Linked DNA regions of Homo sapiens: region 2 is linked to region 1. Evidence: chromatin contacts called from ENCODE Hi-C or POLR2A ChIA-PET data. All regions are on one chromosome and are shown on one strand. The core of a region is the stretch at or near the end of the contact, and the rest is flanking DNA. Distances in the headings are between cores, read along the strand shown. Region 1 has its middle 20 kb from the start of PPP1R21. Region 2 holds the start of LOC102724008 (a long non-coding RNA gene).

The links. Hi-C counts contacts between places; a loop is a spot of excess contacts on that map. ChIA-PET counts read pairs that join two places held with the same protein, here RNA polymerase II (POLR2A). Pooled maps may share reads with other maps.
Region 2: a loop to region 1 is called in a map of mammary epithelial cell, with 5 times the contacts of the local background. The contact joins two enhancer-like sites. A Hi-C loop is called at or near these places in 13 of 168 maps with a recorded cell type or tissue (IMR-90, aorta, ascending aorta and 9 more), 9 of 37 single-sample maps with no recorded cell type and 23 of 50 pooled maps. POLR2A ChIA-PET finds 5 or more read pairs at or near these places in 3 of 52 experiments (OCI-LY7, WTC11 and endothelial cell of umbilical vein).

The regions. Positions count from the first base shown.
Region 1 is chr2:48,416,625-48,423,975 of GRCh38, forward strand. No RefSeq gene overlaps it. Among named protein-coding and RNA genes, the nearest start is that of PPP1R21, 20 kb to the right of the region's middle. Within about 2 kb of position 4,132, at least 11 of the 41 ENCODE cell types and tissues checked have a DNase peak (open chromatin) inside an H3K27ac peak, as active enhancers do; they include mammary epithelial cell, where a contact is called at or near this core.
Region 2 is chr2:48,247,486-48,254,262 of GRCh38, forward strand. It overlaps LOC102724008 (a long non-coding RNA gene), which reads left to right and starts at 6,018. Exons shown (of 3, transcript XR_001739457.2): 1 at 6,018-6,171. Within about 2 kb of position 1,251, at least 8 of the 41 ENCODE cell types and tissues checked have a DNase peak (open chromatin) inside an H3K27ac peak, as active enhancers do; they include mammary epithelial cell, where a contact is called at or near this core.

The sequences.
Region 1 (7,351 bases), core at 2,882-5,381:
TGATCTAGCAGTTATTCAAATGAGCATTTTCTTTTAGTAAAATCATTTGGCTTAGAGCTATCCATCTATTAATATTACCATTCATTACAAACATTTGAAAGCAGACATGCATTTGTATTTTTTTAAATTAATCTTAGTTATCATGCATAGTTGGGTTTGAATTACAGACACTTGCAAGCTCATAAAAACTGTAAGGGGGATAAATTCATAAAATTTATTTTGCAAATAAATAAGCTGTAAGAATCATCAAATATCTCCAAAGATAAAATGAATCAGGGAGTCACATGTCATTCTAATGACCAGCTTGTTAATCAGAGATTCCATAATTACATTCCTCACTGCACTGTTGTTGTTGTGAGGCTTCAATAAGAATATCAAGTTCTTGGTGCCCAGTAGGCATCTAATAAATGAGAGTTGTTATTAATATGTTTAATCCTCAAAAACAGACATACCTACAAAGACACACACACACACACACACACACACACACACACACACACACACTTATGGTCCTTTTAAAGGAATTCCATCTTTGGTGGAGACAGATGGATACCCCCTTCAGACCCTGAGCGTGAACATTGAATATCTATTCTTTGCTTTTTTGGAGCCTGGGTCATCTGAATACAATAAATATCCCTGAGAGCCTCTGTGAGTTCAGCCCTGGCTAGGTCAGCCCCTGAACACACACTACCAGGCTAACTGGGAAAACAAAACATCTAAGTAGGAAAAACATCCCAAGACTGCATCTGAGTAAGTAATAACTATTCTGTGGCATAGATGGGGTTTGAAGTTCAAGATCCACCTGGAATACAATTGCAAGTGCTGTGCAGAAAGACTCTGTGGGGCCAGGTGCGGTGGCTCATGCCTGTAATCCCAGCACTTTGGGAGGCCGAGGCAGGTGGATCACTTGAGCTCAGGAGTTCAAGACCAGCCTGGGAAATATGGCGAAACCCCATCTCCACAAAAAAATTAAAAAGTAGCCAGACATGGTGGTGCATGCCTGTCATCCCACCTACTCAGAAGGCTGAGGTAAGAGGATCACTTGAGCCCAGGATGTGGAGGCTGCAGTGAGCCATGATCATGCCATTGCATTCCAGTCTGGGCAGCAAAGTAAGACCCTATCTCAAAAAAAGAAAAAAAAGAATTTTCCTCCCGGTCCTGGAGGAGGAATATCTTCAAAACTGCCTGGAAGTTCTGGCTCCTGTCTGGGGTACACCTGAACAGGACCCTCTTTACCAGCCCTATCTGCTCCCTCTGCTCACATAACTGGTTCAACAGCCACACTCCTCATTTCTGTCCCCAAATAGAATGTATGCTTATGTGTGTGGCTTTTCACATGCTGTACCCTATGCCTAGAATGCCTTTCCTCCCATTCCCCCTAAAACTTCTATCAAAGCTTAGAGCCACCCTGAATTGCTCTCCTCTCATAACCCACATCCTGTCTGCCAAGACATCCAGGTGGGCTTCTATATGCTGCCTTCAGAAAACACCTAGAATCTGCCTTTGAGTCACCATATTGGTAGTGAATACCTAATCTCTGAACATGTCCTCTCTTACCTGAATCACTGCAAGAGCTTCCTAAATGTTCCCTGCTTCTGCCCTTGCTTCCCTGGCCCCCTGTATGCTCTCAACACAGCAGCCAGAGTGACCTCCTTGCAACACAGTCAGATCATGTCATATCTCTGCTCAGAATTCTCCAAAGCAGAGGTGGGCTGGAATGGCAAGCATTAGTTAGTGAGGGCCAATCCTGCACATCTCTCCCCTATCTGTGGTCAGGAATGCCACACTCATGGCTTGAAATAGGCCAAGGTGGGAGATTTACCACAGAAATTGGCAAATGCTACAAACCAGGGCTTTTTATTTTTATTTTTCTGAGACCTAGTTGGCCAGCATACCGCTGCTCCTATGATGGTACATTTCTCTCAGAGTCAAAGTCCAGGTCTTTAAAACTCCCCACAAGGCCCTCTGCAATCTGACCTTCTCTCCTCCTTCCTTGCCCTCTGCTCCAGTCACACTGACCTTGCTGCTCTTCAAACATGCCAGCACATTGTAGCGTCAGGGATTTTTGCCCTGGCTGCTCCCCATGTCTGGATCACTTCCCCCAGGTAACCATACCTGGGCTCTGCTTATTCCTTCTCTTATGGTAAGTTCTTGCTCAAATGTCACCTTCTCCTTGAGGCTTACCTGACCACCTCCCCAAAAATGCTAAACCCCTCTCCAACTCTCCTGACCTCCTTACACTGTTCTATTTTCCCCACAGCATTCTAACCCGCTATAGAATGCACTTACTTATTCTATTTTTTATTCATATTTATGCGCGGCATCCCTCCCCGCCACCCCACTAGAATACCACCTCCATGAGGGCAGGGCCTGTTTTCTTCCCTGATGCATTCCAGCACCTATAAGGGTGCCTGGCACCCAGAAGGCACTCAGTAAGCATTTATTGGCTGACCGGCTAACCTGATCTTCAAATGCCCACCTGCTCTGTATATCTTCCCTAAACTTAGCACCTTCCTGCCTTCCTCCTCTCCATCCCCAGAAGGTCCAGGCTTTTGTCCCTCTATGTTAGTGGAGTCCTCTTTGTACATGAAGCTGCTAAAGTGCTTCTGTTGCACCATAATGATTTTCTTACTAATGGCCTCCCCCATCAGCTGGCTATGTCTGAGCTCTTCAAAGCCATCTCCAGCACCTATCCCAGTGCCTGGCACATGCACCACCCCATTGGTCTATTAAATGAACATATGAATGTATAGAGGAACAGTAGCCAGAATTTAATTTTTCACATTGATTCCTTTTCTCCTCCAGAGGCCCCCTTTGGTGATAGCTCTGCTAGGAAGGCCTAGAGCAGGGAGGGACTGGGAGATATCATAGAGGGAGGCAAAAGGGGTGCTTCTGGACTCTATGCTCTGAGCAGTCTGGTTATGACTATCATGCTCCTGCCACTTCTCTGCTCAGCCGTTACTCCTGCCTTTCATAAGCTCTGATCTCCCTTGATCCCTGGCTAGGGTCAGCTTTACACACAGGGAAAGAAGACTGCTGACCGTGGTGTGATGCCAAGGCTTCAGGAAGGGTTCTCATTCCCAAATACTTTCTTTCTCTTTGTGCCACTTTCCTTGGAGTCTTCTTGGAAAGCAAAGCCTCAGCTACCTGGTTCACTGCTTGAGGTCGTGATGGATGCGTAGAGTATTTTCAGTTTTTCAAAAGGTTTTATGGAAATGCTGTTGTTTCTGTGTTGCTCAGAGTCTAGTGGGGGAGTCGGAAGCATGGGGTTATGGTTGTGGCAGAAGCTTCCAAGGAAAAGCTCAGGATGCAGGAAGAATGCCTGAGGGGAGGCCTTTGGCTGGGAGCACGGAGGGGTCCAGGAGAGGAACTCTTCAGGCAGAGCCAACAGCATCTCGGTGAGCACAGGGCAGTGGGGACCGAGAGGCCGCCCGGGCTGGAGGGCAGTGAACACGGGCAGCGCAGAGTGGCACCGAGGAGGGAGGGGCTGATTGTGCAGGCCCCTAGGCCATGACAGGGCTTCTGCTTTTTACTGGAGGCCACAGGGAGCCATCCGAAGCTGCCCCCTCTAAAGGATTTTCTTGAGCGGGAAGTGGCAGGATCAGATCTGCGATTGAGAGAAGCCCTCCCTCTCTCATCCTCCCGCTCAAGCCCTGTGTCCTCTAAAGCCCTGGCTCACGGAGCAGGAAGGTGGCCTGGAGCCCAGCAGGCACTCAGTGCATGGCCAGAGGGAACGGGAGGCCCAGGGGTGTGCAAGAGAATGGGCGCCCGAGCCTGCAGAGCGCCTGGCAGTTTAGAGCGGTCCCGCCATCTTCGGGGTCTTCCCTGCCACAGAGGCTTCTGAAGGTCGAGGCCCCTCGTCTGTCCCCAGTGACGCCCCTGTCCACACGGGCCAGCTCACTCCTGCTCTGCTAGCCAGGCCTATCCAGGACAAAGAAGGGGCTGTGCCCCTGCAGAGAGGGGGGTATCCTTTCCCAACCATCAAGTGAGAAGGAAGGGTCCACACCCAAAGCTAAGCCCCAGGGGAAGACAGGATGTCCCAACACATCCTGTAGAAGCACCTAGTCATCTTCCAGTTACCAATTTGCCTTACTTGTTCTGTTCAAATAGGGTAATTGTTTCCCCAAAAAGACTTGGGTATAGTGGAATGAAGTCACCAGAGACGTGCCTAAACAATGACAAACACCGGTCCTGGGTGCGCCGAAACCCTGGTAACCAGTTACTCAGACTGCGGGGCTGATTTTATCTTTCCTGAAGCAGCCGCGGAGCAAATTCAGTGATGGCACGCCCCCTGGTGGTGATACGAGGTTCTACCAGGCAGAAAGGACCGTTCTGGGGAGCGACTCCTCTGGGTGGAACGGAGAACGGGAGGAGGAGGAGGTTTCCGGACGTTCTCAGCGGCACATATTCATGGCTAATAATAAATGTTGATCTGTTGATTGAAATATGAAATAAAAGTGATTAATATAACCATTAGTAATCAAGGTATTGGAATGTGAGAATTTTAATAAAAGGTAAATCATCAGCCAAGGCAGGAAGAAAGCAGGGAGAGTTGGTCTGATAAGAGAAATAACTTTTGAGAGCGTCCATATACTTTCTGCTTTGACACTGTGGGTATTATATACTGTCTTTGTTTACCTAAGGCAGCCTCTCTTTTTATTTTGAAATTTTTCAAATATACACAAAACAGTGAAAAGAACTATAAATCCCCACATACCTACCACCCAAGTTCTGGAATATCAAGTTTTTGTCACTCTTGCTTTATGTATCCGATTTTATTTTATTTTATTTTATTTTGAGATGGAGTTTCACTCTTGTCCCCCAGGCTGCAGTGCAGTGGCGCGATTTCGACTCACTGCAACCTCCGCCTCCCAGGTTCAAGCGATTCTCCCGCCTCAGTCTTCTAAGTAGCTGGGACTACAGGTGCATGCCCGGCTAATTTTTGTATTTTTAGTAGAGACAGAATTTCTCCATGTTGGCCAGGCTGGTCTTGAGCTCCTGACCTCAAGTGATCTGCTCACCTCGGCCTCCCAAAGCGCTGGGATTACAGGCGTGAACCACCGCACCCGGCTGGCATGTTCTTACATAGCCACACGCCCTTATTTCATCAAAAACATTATGTAGGCTGGGCGCCGTGGCTCACGCCTGTAATCCCAGCACTTCGGGAGCCCGACGGGGGTGGATCACGAGGTCAAGAGATCGAGACCATCCTGGCTAACACGGTGAAACCCCGCCTCTACTAAAAATACAAAAAATTAGCCGGGCGTGGTGGCGGGCGCCTGTAGTCCCAGTTACTTGGGAGGCTGAGGCAGAATGGCGAGGACCAAGGAGGCGGAGCTTGCAGTGAGCTGAGACCGGCCACTGCACTCCAGCCTGGGCGAAAGTGCAAGACTCCGTCTCAAAAAAAAAAAAAAAAAAGAACATTTTATAATTCCTTGGAGTCATCTAAATCAAGCTCGTTCAACCCGTGGCCTGCGAGCCACATGCAGCCCAGGACGGCTTTGAATGCAGCACAACGCAAATTCGTAAGCTTTCTTAAAACATCATGAGATTTTTTGGTGTGATTTTTCCTTTATCAGCTCATCAGCTATCGTTAGTATTAGTGTATTTTATGTGTAGTAAAAGAATTCTTCTTCCACTGTGGCCCAGGGAAGCCAAAAGATTGGACACCCCTGATCTAAATGACCATACAAACAGTCTACATTTAGGCTTTCTTGAAAACTTATTGCAGTTGTCTGGTTGTTAGGTCTCTCTATCTCTCTCTTTCTCCTCTCTCTCCCTCCCTCCCCTTCTCTCTCTCTCCACCTCCCATTCCTTGTCCTCCCCTTCCTCCCTAACTGACTTATCCTTACATATAGTGAAACGCACAGGTATTAAGCATACAATTTAATGAGTGTTGACAAATGCTCACACCTGGTAACCCACACCCTCATCAAGATAGTGAACATTCCCATCACCTCAGAAAGTTACCACCTGTGCTTTGGCAGCGAACTGTGTCCTCACCCCCAAACCGCTTATCTGATTTCTTTCACCATGGATAAGTTTTGCCTGTTCTAGAATTTTATATAAAATGCACGCTTGCAGTGTGTAGTCTTTTTGAGTATGGCTGTTTGTGCTCAGCATGATATTCTTGAGGTTCATCTGTGTCTTTACTGAGTTGCATTCCATTGCTCGCATTTACTACAATTTGTTTATGCACTCTCCTCTTACTGAGCATCTAGATTGTTTCCAATTTAGGCTATTATGAATAAAGCTGCTATAAATATTTTTGCATAAATCTTTTTATGGACATATGTTTTCAGAGTGTACACTTATGTTTAGCTTTATGAGGAAAAACTTGTCTCATCTAAAGCACTTCTTGGTCTCCCTTTTTGTTCAGTTGTCCAATAGTTCAATATTCTGCACATACCCGTCAGCTTCCTTGTGGTATCACTTACCTGGTCCCTGCTCTGATTTCTAGATTTTGTTTGTTGTTGTTTTTTTTTTTTTTTTTGGAGACATGATCTCACTCCGTCACCCAGGCTGGAATGCAGTGGTACAATCACAGCTTACTGGCAGGTTTAAACTCCTCAGCTCAAGCCAACCTCCTACCTTAGCCTCCCAAGTAGCTAGAACTACAGGTGTATGCCACCATGCCCAGCTAAGCATTAGAAAAAGGTTATCTTTTGTAGAGATGGGGTCTCCCTATGTTGTCCAGATTGGCCTTGAACTCCTGGCTTCAAGCGATTCTCCTGCCTCAGCCTTCCAAAGTGCTGGATTACAGGCATGAGCCACTGAGCCTAGTCAAAATTCTGAAGGAAAATGCTGGAGTTTTTATAAACTGAAAGTTGGATCTAAAACCTGGAGGAGGGAGGCAGAGGTTGCAGCCAGCTGAGATCACATCACTGCATTCTAGCCTGGGTGATGGAGTCAGACGCTGTCTCAAAATAAAAAAATAAAACCTGGAGAAGACACACGTTAGTCACTATGGCAAGAATGACTCAGAAGTGATGCTATATTGTTTATCCTGCATCTCATTAGAAAGCACGTAAGTGGCATGCTTGCCCCACTTGCAGTTAAGACAATAAGACTGATCAGTAGATCTAAGGAGTGGAGGCCTGATTCCTCACTGTATCCTCCATCAACCTCTCATCTTTTGGCTTCAGATGATCTTTACCTTGAATAAATTCCTTTGTTAAGGATTACAAAATAGTGGCTTTTGAAATTCTGTCATCTCTCTACATTTATTATCTGGAATTCTTCTGTAAAGAAGCTTCCTTTATCAACTTTCCGTCATTGTCATTTGGCAAAGGCGGGAAAATGTGTAACTATTTGTCTGTAATTGCATGTGTCACTAGCAGTTTTAATTCAC
Region 2 (6,777 bases), core at 1-2,500, 170 kb before region 1:
AGTGCATTTTGCATGTGAGAAAGACATAAATTTTGGCGGGTGGGGGGGGGGCGGGCAGGGCCTGAATGCTGTGGTCTGAATATTTGTGTCCCTCGGAATGCATATACTGACATCCTAACCCCCAAGGTCATGGTATTAGCAAGTGGGGCCTTTGGGAGGTGATTAGGTCATAAGGGCACACTTCTCACTATTAAAATTAGTGTCCTTATAACAGAGACCCCAGACAGCTAGCTAGCCCCTTCCACCATGTGAGGAAACAGTGAGAAGATGTCCATATATGAAGGATGGTCTTTCTTGATCTTGGACTTCCCAGCCTCTAGAACTACGAGAAATTAATTTCTGTTGTTTATAAGCTACCAAGTATATGGTATTTTGTTATAGCAGCCTGAACAGACACACTCCTAACAACCTCCCCAGCAATTTTGAAAGCACCCAATTCCCTATTTTAAATGCTCTTCTGCCTATTTTAATAGCAGAGTGGTTTGTTTCCTGAACTGATACAATTGATAATAAAAATTTTCAAACAGAAACTGCAAACCTATTTTAGAATCATTAAAGTAATTCATTTTATTTGTATCTATCCTATACACTGAATGCTACTAAAATGAGTGTTAAGTGGTTTAAAAATGGAGAACTATCTAGGAGATTCTCTTCTGTTTGTACTAACTACTGGCACATTTAAAAAAATTACACATCAGCCTGGGCACGATGGCTCACACCTGTAATCCCAGCACTTTGGGTGGTCGAGGCAAGTGGGTCACTTGAGGACAGGAGTTCAAGACCAACCTGAGCAACATGGTGAAACCCCTGTCTCTACTAAAAATACGAAAATTAGCTGGGTGTGGTGGCATGTGCCTGTAGTCCCAGCTACTCGGAGGCTGAGGTGGGAGAATCACTTGAACCCTGGAGGCGGAATTTGCAGTGAGCCAAGATCATGCCACTGCACTCTAGCCTGGGTGACAGAGTGAGACCTTGTCTCAAATACAAAACAAAACAAACAAACAGAAACAAACAAACAAAAAACACACATCAAGTCATGGGCAGCATGTTTAACTTTATTTTTAAAGTTTATCCAGAATATAGAATGACTGAATGAGTAGCTATTAAGGATTATTTTCTATAAAGTAATATTTTTACTTAAAAAACTGACAAAAATGAACATGACTGGCAGAAGAACAGTGGCTTACTCTACTCTCTAAGAAATGCCTGGTGACATCAGTTAAAAGGTATGCCAGAGACTAACAGCTGGGTCACTCCAAGTTTCACTCTCTTTGACTCAGCATCCTGAAATGACTCTCAACAGGCTGGGAAAGCCATTAAAACAGCTCCTGGCCCATAGCAATAACAGGCTTTTTACCTTTCAATCCTGGTGATCCTCTGGGAGCTGATGACAATTCTGAATTTTGTCTCTTTTTACACTGTTTGCAATGTGAATTTGACAGTGAGTAAATGAATAAAAGGGAGTGAAACGTGGGAAATTTATCCTTTGAGTACCACTGAGCACTTGGTATTATATTTGCTTCTGAGGCAGCTTTTCATATTTACAGTTAATCCAGTGACATTTTTGGCTGTGCTTTTAGAAGAGAAAAATTGATGGCTAAGAGGGCAAATGACTGAGAAGTCACAGCCCTCTCTGCAAATGCAGACACGCAAATTTACAATTTTCTGGCAGACGACAAACAGCAACAAACATTCAAGCCTACATTTTCAGAGGTTTACTCTGTATTAACCAGGTCACCATACAGTGCAGAATAAGATAGAATTGCTTTGACTCTCAGGCCTTTTAAAGACTGGTTGGAGCCTTCTAATGCTTGACCATATGTGAATTATCCACTTGGTGGATTACTTGAAATTCAGCCAGCATAACCCCAAGTGAACTGCTCTGCCTAAGTTATATTTAGAAAACCACTCACTTATTTAAACATTAGACTACTCAAAAATTTATGGGCTGAATATATCCAAGATAAAGTATATAACTATATATATATAAACATTTCTAAAAGTAAAAGGATTTTTTTTTTGGTCCCCCAAAGTTTTGGAATTAAAATTATTTAGAGCTGGCAGGGTCCTTAAGACATTTTGTCCAAGAGTTTCATTTTATAGCTGAGAAAACAGACACGATGAGGTTTACTGACTTGCCAAGCAAAACAGTTCATTGTTAAATTAACATTTTTAAATCACAGCTTCCCTTCCATTATCCTGCACATAAGGAAGTTTTTGGAAATATTTTTAGAATTGTCTGTGATATGGAGGAAATAATCCAAGGCCACACCAAAGCTCCCTAAGAACAGAGTTGGACTCCACGGGTGATGGGCTGATATGCTGGGGTATGCAGTTGCGGGAAGAGCCTGCCAGGTGTTCCTTCACTTGTCCTTGTTAGCCCACACTACAAGAAGTCCTCAGAACCTGTCCTCACTTTCTTTTTATTTTGTTTTATAACTCACTCAGACTGCTTAATTGTCCTTATGCTATCTCTTTTCTGCAAGTAAACCTCAGTTGCCTTCTGTGAACTATGGAATTTTAGGGAGGAGTTGGACCCATGAGTACGGAGAGGCAACCCCACACACTAACAGAAAGTAAGCACCAGGGCTGCTGGAGAAGAGAGGAGAGTACAGTTCACAGTGTATATTTAATGCTGCTGAGCAGCTGGGCATCAGGGATTGTGAGACTTTACACCCCAGAAGTTGCTCAATAGTGGTCTGTGGGGCTCTGCTAGAAACCAGCAAGGGAGCCAGCAGAGAAAAGGGAGTGCAGCCGGTGAACAAATCCCAGAAGCTCATCTCAGGACTGCTGGCTACCTTTCAGGCTAATGACCTATAGCTGAGGGCTTGCATCTATTTGCAGATGTACTTAGATTTTAAAAGGAAGTCTGTACCACCTGATACACATTAGCATGGCTGCTATTTTTTTAAAAAAGAAAAAACAGAAAATAATTATTAGTGAGGACGTGGAGAAATTGTAGCCTTTGTGCACTGTTGTAGGAATGTAAAATAGTGCAGCCACTATAGAAAACAGTATGGCAGTTCCTCAAAAAATTAAAAATTGAACTATCATATAGTCAAGCTATTCTAATTCTTGATATACACCTAAAAGAATTGAAAGCAGGGACTTCAGCCTGGGCAACATGGCAAAACCCTGTCTCTACAAAAAATACAAACTTTAGCCGGGTGTGGTGGCATGCACTTGTAGTCCCAGCTATTTGGGAGGCTGAGGTAGGATGATTGCTTGAGTCCAGGAGGTCGAGGCTGCAGCGAACTGAGATCATGCCACTGCACTTCGTCCTGGGTGACAGAGTGAGACCCTGTCTCAGAAAAAAAAAAAAAAAAGAAAGAAAGAAAAGAAAAGCAGGGACTTGAACATATATTGGCACACTCATGTTCATAGCAATATTATTTACAATAGCCAAAAAGTGAAAACAACTTGTGTGCATTGACAGATAAACGTTTAAGCAAAATATGTACACACAATGAAGTATTATTCAGCCTTAAAAATGGATGAAATTCTGATACATGCTACCAAGTGGATGAACCTTGAAGACATTATGCCAGTCACAAAAAGACACGTATTTTATTATTCCACTGATAAAACGTACCTATAGTCAAAATCATAGATAGAAAGTTAAATCATAGTTTCCAGGGGCTGGGGAAAGGGGGAAATGAAGAGTTATTGCTTAACAGGTACAGAGTTTCAGTTTTGCAAGATGAAAAGTGTTCTGGTGGTGGATGGTTGCACAACAATGTGAATGTACTTAATACCACTGAGCTACACAGTTAAAAATAATTGGGGGGAGGGGGAAGGGATAGCTTTAGGAGATATACCTAATGCTAAATGACGAGTTAATGGGTGCAGCACACCAGCATGGCACATGTATACATATGTAACTAACCTACACATTGTGCATATGTACCCTAAAACTTAAAGTATAATAATAATAAAATAAAATAAAATAAATTAAAACTGTAAATTTTTATGTGCATTTTGCCACAATTTTTTTTGAGAAAAGGAAGTCTGCAGTATTCCTAAAGTGTATGTTAGCTGAAATTTGTTAAGTATTTGATTTTTTTTCATTGAAAGGAAAGCCATAGCCTATCTTTCATCATTCTTCCCTTAGTTCCTTCCTCTTTCCTTTCTTCCTTCATCCTTCCCTTCTTCCTGCCTTCAAACATCTACTTGATGTTTGCCAAACATTGTGGGAGGCCCCTGATAAAACATACCATGGTCGGGTGCTGTGGTTCACACCTGTAATCCCAGCACTTTGGGAAGCCAAGGCAAGAGGATTGCTTGAATCCAGGGGTTTGAGACAAGCCTGGGCAACAAAGTGAGAGCCCATCTCTACAAAAATAAAAATTAAAACATTTGCCAGGCACAGTGGCATGTGCCTGTAGTCCCAACTACTTATGTGGCTGAGGCAGGAGGATCACTTGAGCCCAGGAGTTTGAGGCTGGCTGCAGTGAGCTATGATCACACCACCCCTGTACTCCACTCCAGCCCAGGCAACAGAGCAAGATCCTGTCTCTTAAGAAAAAAAAAAAAAAGATAATATGCCCTGCTGGTAATCCAGGTAAATAGACATTATCATCTGACCGAGGTCTGCTCTGTGATAGAGATGTGCTCAGTTTCCCACGGGAGCTTAGAGAGGGGACACTAATGCAGCCTTGGAGACAAAGGAAAACCTGTAGGATTTTGGGATTCCTAACTGAAGTCTTGGAGGGTGAATAGAAATTAGCTACCTAAAGAAGGAAAAATCTGAACTAACATAACAACATCAGTAATAATATTTTATGGTAATAAAGCTACAATTAATGCATTATTTATACGAATAATGTTTGTTAAACACTAGGTGCCAGGCACAGTTCTAGGTGCTGAAAATATGAAGGTAGACAAGATAAAATTTCTCTCTCATGAAGCTTAGGGGCAGACAGTCAATAAATACATAGATAATATATGGAATTATCAAATTGTGGTAAGTGCTATGGAGAACAACAGAGCAAGGGAAAAGGAAAGGGAGGTTTGGGTTAAGGGAGGGAGAGGACATTACTAATTTTTATAGGGTAGCTAGGGAAGGCCTCACTAATACAGTGGCATCTGAGCAGAGGACAAAAGGTGGGAAGGGAAGGACCCTGGGGGAAGAAGTAGAGACCAGAAGAATACCATAGGCAAAGTTCTTGAGGTGGGAGCATGCCAGGTGTGTTTGGAAGACAGTGTGACCGGAGTTGCAGCAGGGAGGGAAAGAGTATTTGGAGAGGAAGGGGGTGAGAGGAGGGCAGCGTTCCCATCATGTAGGGCATTTGGGACCACAGGAGGACAGGAGCATGTGCTGCCTATGAGATGGAAGCCACTAGAGGGTTTTGAGCAGAGGAATGGCTAAAAACTTGGGTTTTAAAGGGATCATTTTGTTTACTCTGTTAAGAAGATTGGAAGAGGCAAGACTGGATATAACATCACTAATTAGGAGACTATTGCAATAATCCAGGAGAAATTGATAGTGGCTTGAACCAGGATGGCAACAGTTGATACAGTTGATGTTGTCATATTCCAGATATATGTTGAAGGTGGAATCACAAGATTTGCTGACAGACTGGATATCAAGTGTGAACAAAAGCAAATAATCATGAATGACTCCCAAGTTGTTGGCCTAAACAACTAGAAGCACAGACCTGTCATTTACTAAGATGAAAATCCTGTAGGACACGCAGATTTGGGGTGGGAGTAGGCAGGTAATCAGACATTTGGTTTTGGACACATCAAGTTTGAGATGCCTATCAGATATTCATGTGGAGATATCAAGTGCTGTAATATGTAGAAAGTTCCAGAGTTTAGAGGAGAAGTGTAGCTAAAGACATAAATTAGAATCTCCCTGCTTGGATTGCTTCCAAGCCATGACCCTCCCTGGGTGAGATTCCCAAGTGGGGAAGTATAGATAAAGAAGATGTCTAATGATTGGGCCATTGGGTACTTGGGACACTCCACTAGTCAGGGAAATGAGGTGGAACCAGCAAAGAAGACAGAAACAACAGCCACAGAGCTAAAAAGGAGAAGCAAGTGAGTCTCCAAAACTAAGTGAAAAAGATGTGTTTTGAAGAAAAGGGAGTGAGCAACTGTGTTGAGTGCTGAAGACAGGTCAAGTATAAAGAGGGCTGAGATTGGACCACTGGATTTGGCAGCATGGAGGTCAGTAGTGACTGCAAGAGCTACTTCAGTGGGGCGGTAGGAGCGAGTGCTTGGTTGGAGTGCATTTGAGACAAAATAGCTTTTAACTATTTGAATTCTGTATGCCTTGGTTTCCTTATCTATAAAATTTGGAGTAACTCAGTACTATTCTCATAGAGTTTTTGTCATAAAAATTAAAGGAAAAAACACATCTGAAGTGCCTGATTAAGGTGTAGTATGTAGTAAGTCCTTAGTAAACATAAGCTATTGTTATTATTAAAATATTATTTTTATTTCAACCATCCAAAGGAAAAATTGGCATTTACTTTTCTTTACCTTAATCAACTTTTTTATAATGCTCAGATAAGAATTGTCACATTTAATGACCATTTTTCTCTTTTTTACATTTATTTTCTCTAAGTACAGAAATAAAATGAGGGTATATAGACAAATACCATAAAAGGGGAGGAGAGGAAGTAGAAACAGATAGAGATAGGACACCTTTAAGGAGTTTTGATGCAAAGGAGCAGAAGAATCTAGCGGTGCTGGAGGGTATTTTTGTTTTTGCTTTTTAAGTTGAGAAAAATAACAATGTATGGCAGGGAAAATGATCCAGTCAAGAGGGGA